2 separate regions of the Homo sapiens genome follow, and region 2 is linked to region 1. The links are chromatin contacts, found by Hi-C in ENCODE. All regions are on one chromosome and are shown on one strand. The core of a region is the stretch at or near the end of the contact, and the rest is flanking DNA. Distances in the headings are between cores, read along the strand shown. Region 1 holds the start of LINC00656 (long intergenic non-protein coding RNA 656). Region 2 holds the start of CSTL1 (cystatin like 1).

What was found. Hi-C counts contacts between places; a loop is a spot of excess contacts on that map. Pooled maps may share reads with other maps.
Region 2: a loop to region 1 is called in a map with no recorded cell type, with 4 times the contacts of the local background. The contact joins the promoter of CSTL1 here to the promoter of LINC00656 in region 1. A Hi-C loop is called at or near these places in 1 of 37 single-sample maps with no recorded cell type and 2 of 50 pooled maps.

What each region holds. Positions count from the first base shown.
Region 1 is chr20:23,128,285-23,135,070 of GRCh38, reverse strand. LINC00656 (long intergenic non-protein coding RNA 656) reads left to right here and starts at 2,435. Exons shown (of 4, transcript NR_034149.1): 1 at 2,435-2,572; 2 at 5,906-6,106; 3 at 6,342-6,442.
Region 2 is chr20:23,435,558-23,441,728 of GRCh38, reverse strand. It overlaps CSTL1 (cystatin like 1), which reads right to left and starts at 2,044. Exons shown (of 4, transcript NM_138283.1): 1 at 1,923-2,044; 2 at 1,243-1,585. The coding sequence starts at 1,461.

The DNA.
Region 1 (6,786 bases), core at 1,186-3,685:
ATTTTTTGTCCTTTGATGCACAAAACATTTCAATTTTGATATAGTCCAATTTATCTATTAGTATTTTTACTCTTGCAGCACCTGGTTTTGGTGTTATATCATTGCCAAATCTAATGTTATAAAGATTTTCTTCTATGTTTTTTTCTAGGAGCTTTATAGTTTTATGTCTTATGTTTAGGCATCTGATCAATTTGAATTAATTTTTTTATATGATATGAGGTAAGGTCTAACTTCTTGCTTTTGCATATGTATTTCCAATTTTCCCAAACCATCTGTTGAAAATTTTACCCTTCCTTCATTAAATGGTCTTGACATCCTTGCTGAAAATCAAGGGTGTATTTCTGGGCCCCCTATTTCATTCCATTGGTCTATATATCTGTCTTTATTCCAGTACCACAATGTTTTGCCTACTGTAGCTTTGTAATATGATTTGAAATCAGGAGGTTTGAGTCCTCCAACTTTGTTCTTTTTTTCTCAAGATTGTTTGGCTCTCCAGGGCCCCTTAAAATTCCATATGAATTTTAGGATGAATCCTGCTATTTCTGCAGCAAATCCCTTTGGGATTTTGATAGAGATTGCATTGCATCTGTAGATCACTCTTGTTAGTTTTGACACATTATCAATATTAAGTCTTCCAATTCATGAACAAAGGAAATCTTTTAATTTCTTTATTTCTTCTTTAATTTATTTCATTGGTCTTTTTTTTTTTTGAGACAGAGTCTCACTCTGTCGCCCAGGCTGGAGTGCAGTGATGTGATCTCGGCTCACTGCAAGCTCCGCCTCCCGGGTTCACGCCATTCTCTGGCCTCAGCCTCCCGAGTAGCTGGGACTACAGGCGCCCGCCACCGCGCCCAGCTAATTTTTTTGGATTTTTAGTAGAGACGGGGCTTCACCGTGGTCTCGATCTCCTGACCTTGTGATCTGCCCACCTCGGCCTCCCAAAGTGCTGGGATTACAGGCGTGAGCCACCGCGCCCGGCCGGTATTTTTTTAATGTTTTGGTGTCCAAGTCTTTCTCCTTGCTGGTGAATTTTATTTCCAAATGTTTATTCTTTTTGATGCTGTTGTAAATAGAATTGTTTTCTTAATCCCCTCTTGGACTTGTTCACTGTTAGTGTGTTCTGTTTGCCCTGATTGACATGGGAAGCATGACCTAGCTATGTCTGTAAGATCTTAGGACCCTCCCTCTGAGCAGCTGGAAGAGCCCGGGACAGCCTTGGTTAGGCCGCAGTTTTCCAGAACAGACTCATAGCCAGGGAGATCAGTTGCTCACAGCACCCATCTGATAACCGGTTGATAACCGGCACCACAGGAGCTGGCTGCTGGCTCTGCCTTCCTCCCTCCCTAACCAGTGTCTGTGCCTTCTAGTGAAGGGCGCTAACCTTACTATCTCCACCTGCTGATGCCTGTTGGCATTTAAAGTGAGTTTGCATCGTATCAATGACGCCTACATAATACAGTCACAATAAACTGATACGGATGCTCCCTAAATCCCAGCTAATCTTTTTCTGGCCTTAGCCCAAATAAGTTGAATTGATAGATAAACAAAATTAACAAAGAAAAAAATGTGCCGAGATCCTAATGCAGCTCCTTAGAAAAGAGCCCTAAATACCCCGACCCTGCATCCACTGGGATGATGAAGTTCAGGGAGAAGCCTGTGGGCCTCCCCTTCTGCTCTGGAGGGTGAAGCTTTTACTGCCAACGAATGTGTCTGGGCCCCTCTAGGGCAAAGGCAGCTATTGGGGTGGGAAGTGTAGAGGAGACCCACCCTCCATTGTCAGTGCCATCATCTGGTCTCTCCTGTAAACTTTGCAGCCCCAGAGGGAAGCCATCTGGGCGTTAGAGGCTGGAGAGCCCCAGACCAAGGCGCCTTATCTGTCGGCACACTTCTGGAGCTAGGCCCATGACCTCACTCCACCCATGACCTTCCCCACTGACTTCACAGTTCCAGGAATTGTTAGAAAAACCCTTTTTAAAATTCCAGGAAGCCCCAGTCCCCTCAGTGCTGCTGCTCATGCATTGAGAAAGAGAGAGGCGGAGCCAAGCTGGGGTCTTTGTGATCCTGGAGCCCCCACCTCTGGGGCCTGGGGCTGGGGTTAGTCTCTATCTTTCTCTGCTGGCCCTTGGTTCCACAATGTGGAAGCAAGACCAGGCCCTGCAGATAGAGAAGGTTCTCGTGTTCTTGGCCCCCAGCCCTCCAAAGGAAAACCTTTAGCTTAAGGGACTCTCTACCTCCTTTGAAACTCATCCCTCTTCACACTTCGATATGAAACCCAGAAATTCAGAAAACAGAAAGGAAGAATAAGAGGAATGTTAAAAGCCAACGCTTTTCCAGCTCTCATGGTGTGCCTGACACTGTGCAAAGGGCGTTACCTACAATTACCTCATTTGACTCTGACAGTAGTAACCCATGAGACATACGTTGCTATTACCTCATTTTACAGATGACACACTAAGGCGCAAGGCAGCTGCACATCCACGGCCAGCCTCGTTGTCTTCAGGGATTTGTTCAAAGTTCATTCTGAATTGTAAGGTAACCACTGCAGAACACGAGCCTTTCCTGGGTATGTGTGGTAAGTGCTTCATAAATGCTGTTCTGAGGCTAGGTGCTAATGGAGACGGGGCAGATGAGTGGTAGAGTGAGCCCCGGTCCTAGGCCCAGTTCTGCAGCTGCTGGAGGAGCAATCCATCAGCCTGCTCCAGGCCCCGGCCCTCTCCTGGGAAACAAGTCCTTCTGCCATATGAGCTCCCTGAGGACTAAATGGGACTGCGTTGCGGACTTAGTTGCTGGACACACATGATTTTGTCACCTCTGTACTAGTGTGACTGGGACCCACCTTCCAGGCAGAATAAATCCATGCTGAAATTGACTTGATGTCTGTGCTGCTATTCTTGGAGAAAAAGATAAGAATCAGGAAATAAATAGTGCATAAACCACACAACCAGAAAACACACCGAATAATCGTGCTGACGATATAATGACAAGAAGCGGGGCCTTAACAAATAAGGAAAAGGGCCGCGGTAGGATGATCTGCTGCTGGTCTAAGAGGTCAGCTTCTTGTTTGGGCTGAAGTCTTTGGGATTCTTGGAAAGCCTGGCCAGTCATTTCACGTGCTGAAAGGATTGTGGGCCACGTTTTAATCGTGGTCAGATTATCAGGAGATTCTTGAGGTCTGAGGTCAATTTAAGCTCCTGGTCACCATGTAAGCCTCACAAATATGGTCACTGTCTGTGGCAGCTGACCCGGGTGATGCTTGTGTGGCGGAATTCTTCAGTTATCACAGAAATAAATACCAATTGGTGGAAAAAGAATATTTTGTTATTCTCTAGTGGACTTTAGGAATGGCTGACAGAGATAAAGGACCCTTCAGTAGCACAGGCTACACCATGCCCTTTTTTAAATTATTTTTTTATTTTTCATTATAATTTTTTTTAAAGATAGGGTCTCCCTCTGTTACCCAGGCTGGAGTGCAGTGGTGCAAACATGGCTTATTGCAGCCTCAGCCTCCTAGAATCAAACGATCCTCCCACCTCAGCCTCCTGTGTAGCTGGGACCACAGGCACATGCACCACGCCTGGCTGATTTTTTTTATTTTTTGTAGAGTTGGGATCTCAGGTTGTTGCCTAGGCTGGTCTAAAACTGCTGGGCTCAAGCCATTCTCCTGCCTCAGCCTCCCACATTGCTGGGATGACAGGCCTGAACCACCACACCAGGCCTCCATGCCTCTTGAGATGTCAAACATCTGGATCAAGATACGGAAAATCAGAGTGCTCAAATATAGCTTAAGTCATCCAGAGTGAGCTCTCTACGGATTACACAGGGCACTCAATCCATAGCATGATGCCATGTTTTCCAATGGACAACACTGCTTTTAAGTAAACCAGGTTTCTTTATTTATAGTTGTTTGTGAATTTAATATGCTAATAAATATTTTAATTGCCAAGCCAGGGTAAGTATACAGCTATGCTCAAGCATAATTTGACAAAACATTCAAACTCATTTTGCTTCTTTTTTTGAATGGAATATCTATTGACTTATTGTGGAAAATACGTGATCCAAAAACAGCGGCTTGCCAAATACTGCTTGAAGAAACCTAAAGATAACTGAATCTTTCACACTTAGTCGTGCTGTTTGGAGGTCTGGTTTATTTTGTTCCACTGAAATCCTTGGCAGGGAAGTGGAATAAAAGAAAATCTTGCTGTGACTTAGACCTTCTGAGTTTGCTAACACCTTTGCATCATGTTTAGAAGACTACATTCTTTTCACCCTGTGAAGTGTGAAGTCTGGGATGTTGGGTGACTTGGAGAGTGGCCCTCTTTGGGTTTTATCCTCAGCTCTTATGAAATTTTGGTGCTTCAGGGACAGTGTGTCACAGGCAGCCAAAAGCGCTGGATAAGCAAGAAGAGCCATTTGGAACTTTCTAAGTCTTATGCAAGTTTTGGCAAAAAAAAGAAAAAAGCCTTCCTTGCTACTTTTCAGGGAGGTCGATACTAACATTTGCCCCCCACCCAGGGTGTGAACTGGAGGCATCACTGCCTGGATGAGTGCCGGGGGCTGTGGAGGGTCCTCCGATGTGACTCTCATTCCCAGCATTTTTAGGCCCCATGTCTGTGTGGGGTGCCCAGCCTCATGCATCCCTCCTGTCCACGCCCAACTTCAGAATTACCCAAAACACCCAGCAGAAGGCTGCACTGCTTCGAAACTCTTCTGCTCTTCCACTCCTGGTTCCAGGCCCCCTGCTTCCGCCTGCTGCTATAGTCCACCTCCTCAGAATGCCCACCGTGTCTGTCTCCCTGCAAAGCCCACTCTGTCAGCTCTCAGCAGCCTCAACAGGGCTCAGGCTGCGTGCTGTACCCCAGCTATGCCCCAAACACCTGGAGGGTACCGCTAAAGCCTTCCGTGCCTCTGCCTTCCCACCATACTTGGTGGACTGAGCCTGGGCCAGGAACTGGGAAATGGCTTCCCTTTGGTCCTGGACTAGGGAAGGGAACTGACCCCGGGGGGGCCTATGGGTTGTCCCCTGGAGGCCAAGGTGGAAGGTGTTATCTGCCTTTTATGGACCAGAGTCTCAGGAAAGTTCAACCCCATTGCCCAGGCCACAGTCTGGCTGACATCAAGGCCCTGTGTCTTGCTCACACTCCCGGCTGGCCCTGTCCATGAGTGACACTGTAGGGTGAGATTTGTGGTTTGCAGCCTTTTTGTTTTTTTAAAAGCATTGAAACCCCTCTTATACCTAATACTACCAGAAGCCCCTATAAAAACACATAAACATAACATTGACCTGCCTGGGTTGAGAAGGGGCCTTGCACCCACGCACCTGCTCACCCTCACCTCTTCTCCCAGGGTCATCCCGGCAGGGGTCTTATCCGCACAGTTGGAAACACTGGGCTGGCCAAACTCCACCATTCCTTCCAGTGCTGATGGTCTGAGTCTGTTTCCTGAAGTGTGGCCTGAGACCACTTGCAGAAAAATCTCCTGGAAGTGTGTTACAAAGACCCCTTTCTGGAGTTCCTGCTTTCCCTTACAGTCAGATGGGAAGAGGAAGCAGGGATGGTATGCAGAAGGAAATCTGTGGTTTACAGCCTGTGTAGTGTTTTAGGCCAACTCTGGTTTGAGAACTATTTTCTTCTGACCTCCATGTCTTATCAAAGTAGATAAGAAAAATATTCCATGCGAGACATCAGCATTAGGCAAAGAATGAGAATGGAGTGAGGACACCGTGAGCAGCTGGGTGGCCCCTCTGCAGCCAGGGATGGTGCCACTGAGTCTTCTTGTGGTGCTGCATTCCCTTTATTGGAGGGTAACTGGGGAGAAGGCATGTCTCGGGGCCTCCGAGAAGGACTGTGCCCTGGGAGGCCTTCCCTCCCTCCATTTCTCTATCCTCTGCCTTGTCCCCACTTTTCAGGTTATTTCTGCCCTTCACGGTCCCACTCAAGTCCTGCCTCCCTCAGGGAGACCTCCCAGACCTCACCAAGCCGTGGGCACGTGGACCAGAAGCCGTGGACCCCAGAGGCTCATTTAGGGATCTGCTTTCTGAACCCAGGTCCTAACATCTGCACTGCAGCGAGCATTTCTGGTGCCTCAAGTGAGTCACTCCAACTTCCAGGTCAGTGCCCGGCACACGAGGGGTGCTTTTATTAGAGGTATTAGGTGAGGCCTCCCTGCAGGCAGTCCACACCCTCAGCTCCCAGATTTCCACCAGGGTCACCCAGTGGGAAAGGGCAGCTGCCTCTGCATCCCCATGAGCCCAGCTCGCCCTCTCTAAGGGACAGGGACCACCAGCCTCACAGTGGTGGGTGGCAACACCTGGTCATTTTCTGTCATTCTCCTGTCATGATCAGCTCACTGAGAGGCGATGGAGCACTGAGTGCCAGCATCTTCCAGCACCAGAGGAGCTGACTCTGAATAGACAGCTCGGCAGCGGCCTCAGCACAGAGCAGGGGTAAGGGTGGGGCCCACCTGCACTTCCTGGCCGCCTGTTCCCTAAGTGCATATTGATTGAATAGCGCTGCCTCAGAACTAGGCTGCCTGAGTTTGAATTAGGCGCTGGTGTTAATTAGCTGTGTGATCTTGGGTAAGTGACTCAATATATCTGTGCAAGGGGGATAACCATATGGTCTTCCTTATGGGGTTCTCATGATGATTAGTTCATAATATAAAGTTACCCCCCCACCCCATGCAGAGATGAGGCGGAGGGGCTGCCACCAACCAGGATGACGGAGGAAAGGGGGAGATGCTGAGCAGGCTGAGGGTTTCGTGGCTGTCCCTGCTGCTGGCTTCACAGTC
Region 2 (6,171 bases), core at 795-3,294, 310 kb before region 1:
TCAAAATATTCAGGAAAAAAAAATGTATGGTTGCCTGTATACTGAACATTTTTTCTTGTAATTATTCCCTAAACAGTACAGTATAATAATTATCTACATAGCATTTACACTGTACCACTTATTATAATTAATCTAGAAATGATTTACCATATGTGGGAAGATGTGCATAGGTTATGTGGAAACACTATTCCATTTTACATAAAAGACTTCAGAATCCATGGATGTGGGCATCCTGAGGGGTCCTGGAACCAATTCCTCATGGACACCAAGGGGACTGTATAGTTTATTATCTGACCTTGAGGAAATGTTGTACCAATAAAAGGGGTTCCCTAACAACTTTTCTTTCTTCTATTATCCTTCAATTGATATATTTCAGAGAAATTTTATATGTAAAACAGAAGGTGAGGTGATCTGGCTGAACCCTATCTCTCACATCCTCTCCACTTCCAGAATAAACCCTCTGTATAATTTGAAGTTTGTATAACACAGAACACCCAGTTTTGAATTTTACAACCCTACACATTGAAAAAATATTGGGGGCTACAGGCCTACAGAGAATATTTGTATTTTGCCAAATGAGAACTTTAAAGGGAGCAAAATTATCCTTGCTGTCACTCCGGCAGGGTCAAATATCAGAATGAAAGGCATTTCTTCCCAAGGAAAAAGAGCTGGCCGGGCGTGGTATCTCACGCCTGTAACTCCGGCACTTTGGGAGGCCGAGGTGGGCAGATCACCTGAGGTCAGGAGTTCGAGACCAGCTTGGCTAACATGGTGAAAACCGGTTTCTACTAAAAATACAAAAAATTTAGCCAGGTGTGGTGGTACGTACCTGTAATCTCAGCTACTTGGGAGGCTGAGGCAGGAGAATCACTTGAACCTGGGAGGAGGAGGTTGCAGTGAGCCAAGATCATGCCATTGCACTCCAGCGTGGGCAACAAGAGCGAAACTCCATCTCAAAAAAAAAAAAAAAAAGAGTTTAATCCTCAGTGAACACTTTTGCCTCTAAGTGTATTGGAGTTAGAGTTCATGCCAGTCCTTAGGAAAGCATTTTGGAAGCATGGCTAAGGACATTCTGGGATCTGAACAACTCTACAATGTACCTGCTACAAGTGAAGATGCTTCCCCCTTGGGACCTCACGGAGGACCACCACTTGGTTCTCTTGGGAGCTACCCCAGAATCCTCACATGTCTGAACTGGCAAGAACAGGGCCTGCTGATGTCTTGGGAGAGCAAGGTACAAACCTGCATCTGACTTCGAATTAGCCTCTGGACTCGATATAAGTAGGTGTCGTTGCTGGCATTGTTGTAGGATTGAATGAAGAAGTTGAGTGTTGAATTCATGTTCTTCTTGCTCATGAGCTTCTGCTGGAAGCCCTCCCACCTTTGGAAGTGACCCAGCTTGGCTGACAGGACCAGGGCAATCAGCAGCAGCAGGGGGTTTCTCCAGCATCCGATCCCCATGTCTACAGCCTCAGAAACTTTCTTCCCAACTGCACCTTCCAGGGTGTGGTGGTGCCAGGCTGCAGTTCACTCATTCTCCCATCATAACCCTCACCAACATAGGCTTTCCTGGGGGATGGCCTGCCTGCATTTAAACAGAGATTCAGACCTGAACCTTGTCACTCAGTTTCCAGCCAGTTCATTTTCTACCCATTTACACCACCCATTCAGTTCTTTGGTGATCCAGGCAAGCAAAATTTTTAAACACCTGCTAAGGCGTGCAAGCCCCTCTCCCTGCCTTCACATGTCTCAGGGAAGAAAAGCCCCAGAACAGCCCCTACAGTGCTCTGCAATAAGAGCTGGGGTTGTAGATAGAGAAGCATCACTTACAGGAAGGGAGGCGGCCTTACGGAGAAGGTAATATCTGAACTGAGATATAAGGAAGCAGTCATATGGAGCAAGGAGTGGTACATTATTCTTACCTTCCTTGGGTTCCAACTGTCTTACAAAGCCACCACCTGTTCCCTGTGCTTCCTTTACAGACACGTTCTCCTTGCTCACCTGCCGCCCGCCCACCACAGATTTCTGCTTGCAGGATCCCCCTATACCTGCAGGCCCTGCACTGGCTTTTGCTATCTTGTTGTGACCCTAGTGGAGCTTTGTGAGGTAATTGCAGCCTCCCTATGAGGGAGGAATAAACTGTGAGCCCCATTTAGAAATTATCCGCAGACCCCTGAAGATTAGGTGTCACTTACCCCCAAAAGCCCATGAATGCCCTATTTTAAAAACATTTGCTGGCTGGGCGCGGTGGCTCACGCCTGTAATCCCAGCACTTTGGGAGGCTGAGGTGGGTGAATCACCAGAGATCAGGAGTTCGAGACCAGCCTGGCCAACATGGTGAAACCCCATCTCTACTAAAAATACAAAATTAGCTGGGTGTGGTGGTGTGTACCTGTAGTCCCAGTTACTTGGGAGGCTGAGGCAGGAGAATCACTTGAACCCAGGAGGTGGAGGCTGAAGTGAGCCGGGAGGGTGCCGCTGCACTCCAGCCTAGGTGACAGAGCGAGACTGTGTCTCAGAAAAAAAACAAAAAACAAACAAAAAAAAACACCTTAAATGGAATCCTACCAGAAAAAAACATTAGTGGAATAGTTGATGAAATGTGAATAAAATCTGCAGATTAGTTAATAGTATTGTGTGAATGTTGATATTCTAGTTTTCACCGTTGTACTGTGATTGTATAATATGTTAACATTTGGGGAAGTGGAATGAAGGGTATACGAGAATGCTTTATGCTATTTTTGCAGCCTTTGTGTAAGTCTGAAATTATTCCAAAATAAAGGTTAAAATGTCCAAAACTAAATAAAGCGTTGTTCTGTGAGGAGTAGCGTGCTGAGGGAGGGGAAGCAGGAGACTTAGGATCCAACTGTCCTGGCTCAAGTCCTTCGCTGGGGACTCTGGGAGAGTTACCTCATCTCCCTAAGCTGGGTTTCTTCACCTGTAATATGAGAATGGGGAGAAAGACTCCACTTGAATTGTGGTAGAGACTAACTGGATGTAGGCAAAGAACCTGCTCCCAAGTCAGGTGTCAGGTGCATAAGAATGTCTTCTTCGTGATTCTTCTGTGACTCTGAACCCACACTTCACCCATGGCCTGTCATGTCCCGGAAGCCAGGCCACCTTCCATCATGACAATGTTGCTAGCACCAGTCACAACATCCTCCCTTGGCCCCAGAGCCTGTCTTGAGAGGACTTGTCCAGCCGGTGGAGGTGATACATTTGAAATTCCCTGAGCCTGAGCTGCCGAGGGCCACTTGCTGTAGAATAGATAATGAAGGATTCCGAGTAATCCGGGAAGCCACACAGACCTGTGCCGTCTCAGCATGCCCCAGACACCTGGGATACCCCCATCAGGCTGAGGCCCATAGAGAGGAAAAATAACATTGGGTGGGCCATATTAGAAACCCCATGGATGTGGGGCTCAAAGCATAAACAATAAATCTGCTTAAGAAATATGGGAGTTGGTTGTGTCCATAAAGAGGAAAATGAGTCACTGGCAATTTTAATTGAAGAAAAGGAAAACATAGACCCTGACTATGCCACAGAAAGAGATGTGAGGCGCCTAACAGGTCACACTGGCGTTCCTTAGCTTGTGTCAGCAAAATGCTGATTTCTGACTCTGTGGACATGGAATCAGGAAAAAAATATGATTCTGGTAAGGTACATGTATAAAGGGAGACAGGGAGCTTGGTTACAGCATGGAATAGGGGCAGAGCATAGTGGCTGACACCTGGGAGGCTGAGGCTAGGAGGATTGCTTCAGCCCAGGAGTTCCAGACCAGCCTGGGCAACATGGTGAAACCCCGTTTCCACAGAAAATACAAAAATTAGCCAGACATGGTGGCCCACATCTGTAGTCCCAGCTACTCTGGAGGCTGAGGTGGGAGGATCACCTGAGCCCAAGAGAGGTCGAGGCTGCAGTGAGCTGAGATCACACCAAGCACTCCAGCCTGGGCGACAGAACAAAGGGAAATAGAGGGCTTAGTTGTTGTCTGGTTACTGCCATGAAACAATGGAAAAATAGGGGCCTGAGTATTTCCGTGGAACAAGAGTAAATTAGGAGTGCTGGCTATAACAAATAGGAGCCCTGTTCTTGCCAATAAAAGAAGGGAAAAATATGAGCTCTGGTTAGACCATGGAATAACAGGAAATATGAGGTCTGCTCATGTCTGTGGAATAAGGAGCATAGGAGAGAAGGATTGCAGAAGGGCATGAGAAAACTTCAGGTGATAGATATGTCTGTTGTATGAATTGTAGTGATAATTCCACAGGTGCATACGTATGACAAATTTCATCAAATTGTACACTTTAAATATGTGCAATTTGGCCAGGCGCCGTGGCTCACACCTGTAATCCCAACACTTTGGGGAGGCCAAGGTGGGCAGATCACATGAGGCCAGGAGTTCAAGACCTGCCTGGCCAACATGGTGAAACCCCATCTCTACTAAAAAACACAAAAATTAGCCGGGGAGCACATGCCTGTAGTCTCAGCAACTCTGGAGGCTGAGATGAAAGGATCGCTTGAGCCCTGGAGGTCTAGAATGCAGTGAGCTGTGATTGTGCCACTGCACTCCAGCCTGCCCAGCAGAGTAAGACCCCGTCTGAAAAAAAAAAAAAAAAAGAAAGAAAGAAAAAGTATGTTTCCCAGGAGTCCAGCAAACTGGGCCTCCTGTCTCATAAGCTGAACCTGGTAACAGGCCACTGCTGGACCAGGCATGATGGCAAGTGTGGGATTCCTGTTGGATCAACCCGTGGCTGGGTGCTGTGTGGGCGAGATGGTGTGTGTCCCACAGAGGCCCCCTATGAGCTGCACAACTTCCTGGTTCTGTCTGTTGACGACCAAGCTCAGGATTTCTTTATCAGTCCAGCTCCTAGGAGAAGCAGGAAATAAACAAGAACATGATGATGTGTTTTATCCCAGCAGGCTCTGCTTATGTGGGCTGAGGAACCTGCAGACAGGGAGCTTCCTGGCTGTAGTTCTTCATCACTCCTTCACCAGTAGATATGGCATTGGTGCTGGGAAAGGGTCACACTGTGACACTCTCTTCATCAGCCGACATCTGCTATCTGAAATTTTCTGATCATTCTGGGGAAACAAATAATCCTCTGTAAACAACACGGCTGATCTCGGTTGGTTTCTTCTCTCCACTCTATTTTTTTTTTTTTTTTTTTTTTTTGCATGTAGCACTATTTGACAAGCTCTTCTTTGTCCCCTAAATAATCCTGTTCTAGGCTGGCTGCTGACCTGGAGATAACCCAGGCAGAAAGCAAATCTATTTGCGACCCACCTGCTGCTGGGCACCCTCCAAACATGGCCCAGGAAGGAATGGTCAGCAGTCTGTGCCTGCTTGAGGAATCTCCCAACTGTGGCTGCAGGGCAGGGGTAGGGGAGCACAGTCCATGCTGCCAGCAGCAGCTCCCACTGCAGCCCTGAGCCCTCGCCCCCAGGGCAGCAGCAGAAGAACATGGCTGATCTTGGCTGGAAATGCCTTCTGATTCTGGGGAGCAGGCCAGCAGCAGGCGCACAGAAAGTCAGCAAACAAGGCGGTGCTACAGATGGCTCCAAGCTGGCATCGCTCCAAAGGTCCCAGGGTACATTTTCTCTTTCCAGACACAGAAACATGAGAAATCACAAGGCTTAAAAAGTGAGAGCGTGTCACAAGAGGCCAAGGATGCCCAGAGTGGAGGGGCTTGTGGGGAGGTCATCGTCCTCATCCAGCCTTTGGTCTCCTTTCTGCAGACGTTTTCCACAACACAATATCTGTTTACCAGCTCTTAAATAGTCATCAGGTTCCATTTTGAAAGCAAAGAAAAAGCAGGTGGATTCTGCAGGCTGCGACACTCCTGCTTCCACCTTCTCCTGCGATCTGTCTGGTTTTCTGTAAGCAGATGCTTTTCCCACTGAAGCAATGAGCAGCAAAAGCGGAAGAGGGCCAAGAGTCTGTTGAAATCTGTAATTAAGTCTTCAAGTTCAAATCTTTTGCCCATTTTTCTGTTTGGTTGTCTTCAATTGATTTGTAGGATTTATTTATCCTTCTTGCAAATGTCATCCTCTGGGTTGTGGTTGTCTTTTCATTTTATTTATGGCATGTTGATGAAAAAATATTCTTAATCTTAATGGAAAGAATGTATTGATTTTTCTTTCTTGTGGTTTGCATTTTTTATGTCTTAT